2 separate regions of the Mus musculus genome follow, and region 2 is linked to region 1. Evidence: chromatin loops called from intact Hi-C (ENCODE). Cell type or tissue: gastrocnemius. All regions are shown on one strand. Each heading gives the region's core, and the rest is flanking DNA. Links, peaks and the distances in the headings are about the cores only. Region 1 overlaps Ninj2 (ninjurin 2). Region 2 overlaps Wnk1 (WNK lysine deficient protein kinase 1).

Evidence for each region. A loop is a pair of places that touch in the nucleus more often than their neighbours do. Peaks named below come from ENCODE experiments on the same cell type or tissue, not always from the same donor. Only the 100,000 strongest peaks of a DNase experiment are listed, where the experiment ranks them.
Region 2: it touches region 1 in a loop (7-fold over the local background); 33 of 42 quality-filtered maps call a loop at or near these places.

What each region holds. Positions count from the first base shown.
Region 1 is chr6:120,192,361-120,195,167 of GRCm38, reverse strand. All of the region lies in intron 1 of Ninj2 (ninjurin 2), which reads right to left. Among named protein-coding and RNA genes, the nearest start is that of Gm25327, 50 kb to the right of the region's middle. In gastrocnemius, for the core only: a CTCF peak has its summit at 1,777; a DNase peak (open chromatin) is centred at 1,792; H3K4me3 peaks cover 1,040 bases; H3K27ac peaks cover 1,196 bases.
Region 2 is chr6:120,000,599-120,003,405 of GRCm38, reverse strand. It overlaps Wnk1 (WNK lysine deficient protein kinase 1), which reads left to right. Exons shown (of 28, transcript NM_001199084.1): 2 at 1,041-1,213. Among named protein-coding and RNA genes, the nearest start is that of Mir706, 32 kb to the left of the region's middle. In gastrocnemius, for the core only: a CTCF peak has its summit at 1,486 (motif pointing left); no DNase peak of the experiment used is centred there.

The sequences.
Region 1 (2,807 bases), core at 248-2,747:
GGCCTGTTGGAGGAGTTAGAGTCCCTGGTAGGCAGGCAGCCAGGAAGAAGGGCCGTCCCAGGGACTCACTCCCAGTCTCCCACTGGCCTTCTCCAGCGGTAGAGAGAGACAGGAGGATCAAGTGAAGCTTGGGGAACTGCAAAAGTGAAGACCCAAGTTCACACTGTTATGCTCGCCAGGCACTGGGGAGCAGAGATGGGTGGATTCTGGAGTCTGCAGCCAATCTCCGTCAGTCTGGGAACACCGGGTCTGGTGAGAGACTGTCTCAAAATGAAGAGTGATTGTGGAAAACACCCGGCTTTGAACTCTGACCTCCACAAGGATACACTTTCCCCTAGCCGCACAATTTTAATTAATCTATACAAGGTTCAAATGTGTTTTAATTGAACACACTTGGGTGGCCCTAGTGAAAATAGAACATTTATCCTTTCCCTGAGCTAAATGAGAACAGAGAGAGTGGCATTGTTTGAAGTCATCGCCTAGGGGTTAAAATAGCACCCTACACACAACTGTTAGACAACAAGGCCTGGGGCGAGGGAAAGCCTCTCAGAAGCCCTGAGCTAGAACAGCGACCACCCCACCGCCTTGGATTGCTGGCTTCTTGGGATGAGGAGGGAGCCTTTGTTTCTGCCTGACAGCATGCTCCTCTCTCCCTTCCTGTGCTGTGATCTCACGAGGAGATTAGCTTTGTAGGCCGGGCTGACAACATTGTATCAATAACTAAAACCGCTAGAAGCTGACTGGGGAAGGACCGGGAAACTCCAAGGCTGTAACGCTGTGTCGAGAGTTGTTTCAAAGCTAGAAATCCTTGACAAATGGATGTCTTAATTATAAACTACTTTACAAAATTCATATTTAGAGAACGATAAAGTCAAGTCGAGCTCCCAGAACTAAAAAATGAAAATGAAAAAGCTGAACTCCAGAGGTGGAGATATGCTTCTAACTGTTAAGAGCACTTGCTGCTCTTACCGAAGACACAGCCAACACAGGTGGCTCTCAGCCACCTCTAACTTCAGATCTAGGGGGATCTAGTACCCTCTTCCAGACTCCATGGGAAGGCCAATGGTTACATCCGACCCAAGGCTATAGGCCAAGGCCCTGGCTCATTTGCTTAAGGCCTGGTCTGAATCACTCTGAGAACACCAACAGATGGCTCACTTGATAACATTTTCCAATGGGCTGCCCCCCCAATCCCCACTCCCCAATCTCCCAACCCCCCACCTTTGAGCTGTTTCCCATCCCCTCTCAAGCCCTTCCTTACCATCCTTCAGGACTTTGCCCCTCCTTCCAAAAGCAGCTCACACCTGGTTTGAGAGTTGATAGACTGGCTGTCTCTAAAAACTTTCAGGGGCAGAGCCTTAACTCAAACCTCTAGCCAGGTGTTTAACATTGGCTGTAGGTGGGGCTTGGGGGGTTAAGGAGTCCTGGAAGAGCAGGAGATGCTGGGAAACATCATTCCAAATTTCTACAAAAAAGTATCATAATCTCAACTTTAATCCCCTCTCTCTCATGCTTGCCTCGTGTGTGTGTGTGTGTGTGTGTGTGTGTGTGTGTGTGTGTGTGTGTTACCAGGCCTTCACACATGCACACCATTCATTCTGCTACCGAGTCCCACCTCCAGCTTCTCTACCTTTTGTTGCTGTTGCTTTAAGAGCCTGTTTTGCAGAGGATGTGGGATAACTGTGGGTTTAGAAGGTGTGGACCTCTCAGAATTCAGGTCTCGCTTTCATTTTGCTTGAAGCTCTGCTATTCTCCCGAAGGCCAGTTCTCCTGTGTCCACAGGGTGGCGTGCGAGGTTCAAAGAAGCTGCTTGGGAACTAGGTGTCAGAGTGATATTTCAGTCCCAAGGAAGTGCCCCACCACATGACAGGACAGAATTGTGGAACCTGAAGATTGGAGCCTGAATACACACAAGTGGATAGCCTAGAACCCACCAGACACAGCTGGCAAGGAACAGTTTAAGAAAGCCAGTGGTACTGAACCTGGTGGTATTGCCCATAATGTCAACATATGGGAGGCAGAGGCAGGAGGCTTTTGAGTTTAAGGCCATCCTGGGCCAAACAGAAAGATAGCAAACCAAAACGAAGGAACAGGAAGCTGGATCTGAGGGAGATGATGGAGGGATCCCCAGGTGGGAACAGCAGCAGACCTGCAGCCTGGGAGGAAGGTGTGCTCAGAGGGAGGGGCTGTGAGACTCTGGAGGAAATTGCTTTGATCTCTTCGGTTCTTGGCAAGTGAGGAAAAGATTCCCTACACCCTACCGTCTCTATCTCCCCAACCCCCGCCTCTCCCCCCCCCCCCCGCCCCTCTCCCCCGACCTGCTGGGTCTGAGAATGGAATCCGCTGTCCTAAACCAGTGTTTCTCAGCCTTCCTAATGCTTTGGCCTTTTAATACAAGTTCCTCATGTTGTGGTGACCCCCAACCATAAAATTATTTTCATTGCTACTTATAACTGCAATTTTTGAATCATAATGTAAATGTATGGTTTCTAATACAGGGGTCTCGACCCACAGGTTGAGAACCACTTACTGCCCTAAATCCTGCAGTATAGCATTCTTCTCCCTAGCCCACTAGAAACTCCATCAGGGATCTGGCTAAGCGAGGGTCATGGGGTTGCAACAGGGTGGTGCCTTGGGAGATCTGGCCCTTTAAGGCCGGAGCCCCGGCGGGTCAGAACAAAGGCCCGGGAATGTGGGCTGGATCAGGGAGCAGAGCCATTCAGCATGAGTCATTCTTTCATGGAGTCAGAATCCCTGGCTCCTACTTGCCTTGGCCTCTCCCGTGGGCCGAGGGACAGCATCCAGGG
Region 2 (2,807 bases), core at 99-2,598, 190 kb after region 1:
TTAACTGTTTTTGTTTTTTACCTAAGATATGTTTTTTTCTATATAGCTCTGATTATTAAGTCTTTGCCTATAACTATTCTGTGACATTAATCGCCTGTTTCTAACAATTATTGACTTATTTTGGAAGTGACAAGTTAACTGTATTTTATGGAATGAGATTATATTTTTGACATTGATACTAATGATAAATAATTTCAAGCATCACTTTATAATCCATTTTCCTTAAAGATACAGTACTCTGTTCTCCAACTCTTTTTTTTTTTTTTTTTTGGTTTTTCGAGACAGGGTTTCTCTGTGTATCCCTGGCTGTCCTGGAACTCACTTTGTAGACCAGGCTGGCCTCAAACTCAGAAATCTGCCTGCCTCTGCCTCCCAAGTGCTGGGATTAAAGTCGTGTGCCACCACCATCCGGCTGTGTTCTCCAACTCTTAAGGCACGCAAATGACTTTTATTAGTGTTTCTGTTTCATTTTAATGCTATTTATCATTAACGTATAATTAGCACATTTCTATTGATTTATTTATTTAGGTTTTTCAAGACAGGTTTTCTCTGTATAGCCCTGGCTGTCCTGGAACTTACTTTGTAGACCAGACTGGCCTCGAACCCAGAAATCTGCCTGCCTCTGCCTCAGAAGTGCTGGGATTAAAGGTGCGCATCACCATGCCCGGCGTATTTTATTTAGACAAGTTTTTTTTCCCCCCCCTTTGGTTTTTCGAGACAGGGTTTCTCTGTATAGTCTTGGCTGTCCTGGAACTCACTTTGTAGACCAGGCTGGCCTCGAACTCAGAAATCTAAATATAATCTCTAATGTCTAAAATATAATCTCTGTCTCTGCCTCCCAAGTGCTGGGATTAAAGGCGTGCGCCACCACGCCCAGCTTAGACAAGTTTTGAACTTAGTCTTGCTGCCTCATTGGGGCTACCTGACTTCTGAGATTGTCACCATGTGCCATCTTGACCAGCTTATTTAGCATCCTAATATAGCTATGTGACTTGTGTTTTATCATTTTAAATCACATTGTTTTGTTTTTTGCCTTTTAGGATCGAAAGTTAACAAAATCTGAAAGGCAGAGATTCAAAGAAGAGGCTGAAATGTTAAAGGGTCTTCAACATCCCAACATTGTTCGATTCTATGATTCCTGGGAATCCACAGTAAAAGGGAAAAAATGCATTGTTTTAGTGACTGAACTAATGACATCTGGAACACTTAAGACGTAAGTCAATCAATATTTTCTAGAAATCTCTTGTTTTATATTTACTTTTGTTGTTTAGTCTACTATGACAGAAATAATCCTTTCAACCAATGTGTTTTTACTACCCACAAAATCTTCTTGTATATAAAATAATAAGGTTATTATTTATTGGTAGCTATTGGGATGAGTTTGTTGCTGAATAAACCTAGTTAATTTTAAGTCATATTGATTGATATTTTTAAAATTGAGCAGTTTAGGAAGTAGAAATCAATGTCAAGGTTGCCCTCTAGTGGTTAAAATGAGATTAACAGAGGAAGCACTAGACATGGATGCTGAAAGCTGAACTCAGATCCTCTGCAAGCACTCTTAACCACTGAGAGTCATCTCCATCTCTCTTGGAGAGGATGAAGATGATGATGGGTATGATGATATTCATTCAAGCTCCTTATTCATATACCTGCTTCTTCTACTACTTTACTTTGTAGCACAGTGTCTGAAACTTGATAAATACTTGAGTGGTTTAAAGAAAGTTGTGTGATAGTTGTATGTCTATCTACACCTTGAAAGTCTTTTCAATGATACAGATACCTAGTTGCTTGTCAGCAGTCTGTCACGTTACAATGGTTTGACTTGTATCTTCCTTGCTTATTTATTTGTTTGTTGTTTGTTTGTTTTTTAAAGTCATGACTATTGAGCTAGAGCACTCATTGGTTAAGAGCACTTGTTGCTTTTGCAGAGGACCCATATCTGATTCTCAGCATGGCTGTGGTAGTTTACAAACATGTATAATTCCAGTTCTAGGGATCAAACACCTTTTGACTTCTGTGGCCACCAAGTTTGCATGTGGTACACACACAGATACACAGGCAAAAACATACATAAAATTAATGAATCTACTAGGAAGTTTTCACGATTTATTTTTTTAATTCATGTATAAATGTGTATATCTGTGAGTGTATGCCATATGGGAGTCTTTGTAGTGGGGAAGAGGGTGATAGATTCCTTAGAGCTGAAGTTACAGGCTGTAGTGGGCTGTTTTATTATGGATGCTAGGAGCCAGTATTACAGAGAAGCCCTGTCTTCAGAAAACCTAAACAAAGAAACAAATAAATGTAAAAGTAATGAAAAATGTTAAAAAGTAAAGTAAGAGCTGAGCATTATGATGCCAGAGCCATAGGAGACATACTCTTATTATGTAGCCTTGGCTGATCTGGAACTTGCTATGGAACCCCAGATGGGCCTAGAATTAAGCAGTACATGTGCTTCTGCCTCCAGAGTGCTAGAGTTGATTACAGATACTACACACCAGGAAGAAGAAGAGAAGGAAGAGGAAAGGAAGAAGAAATAGAAGAAACAACAACTATATTAGAGTGTAACTCAGAATCAATTGGTTCTTAACTAGTATGCACAAAATACAAAATCCTGGGTTCATTCAGCCATACCACATAAACTGGGTGTGTTGGTATAGCTGAAATCTCAGTTCTTCAGAGGTTGCAAAAAGTTCAAGCAAGTTCATTTACAGGTATTTAGGAAGTTTGAGGCCAGTCCAGGCTACACGAGACACTATCTTAAAACAAGCAAATGAAAACGATATTGAAAGTCTAGTTTGAAGTTC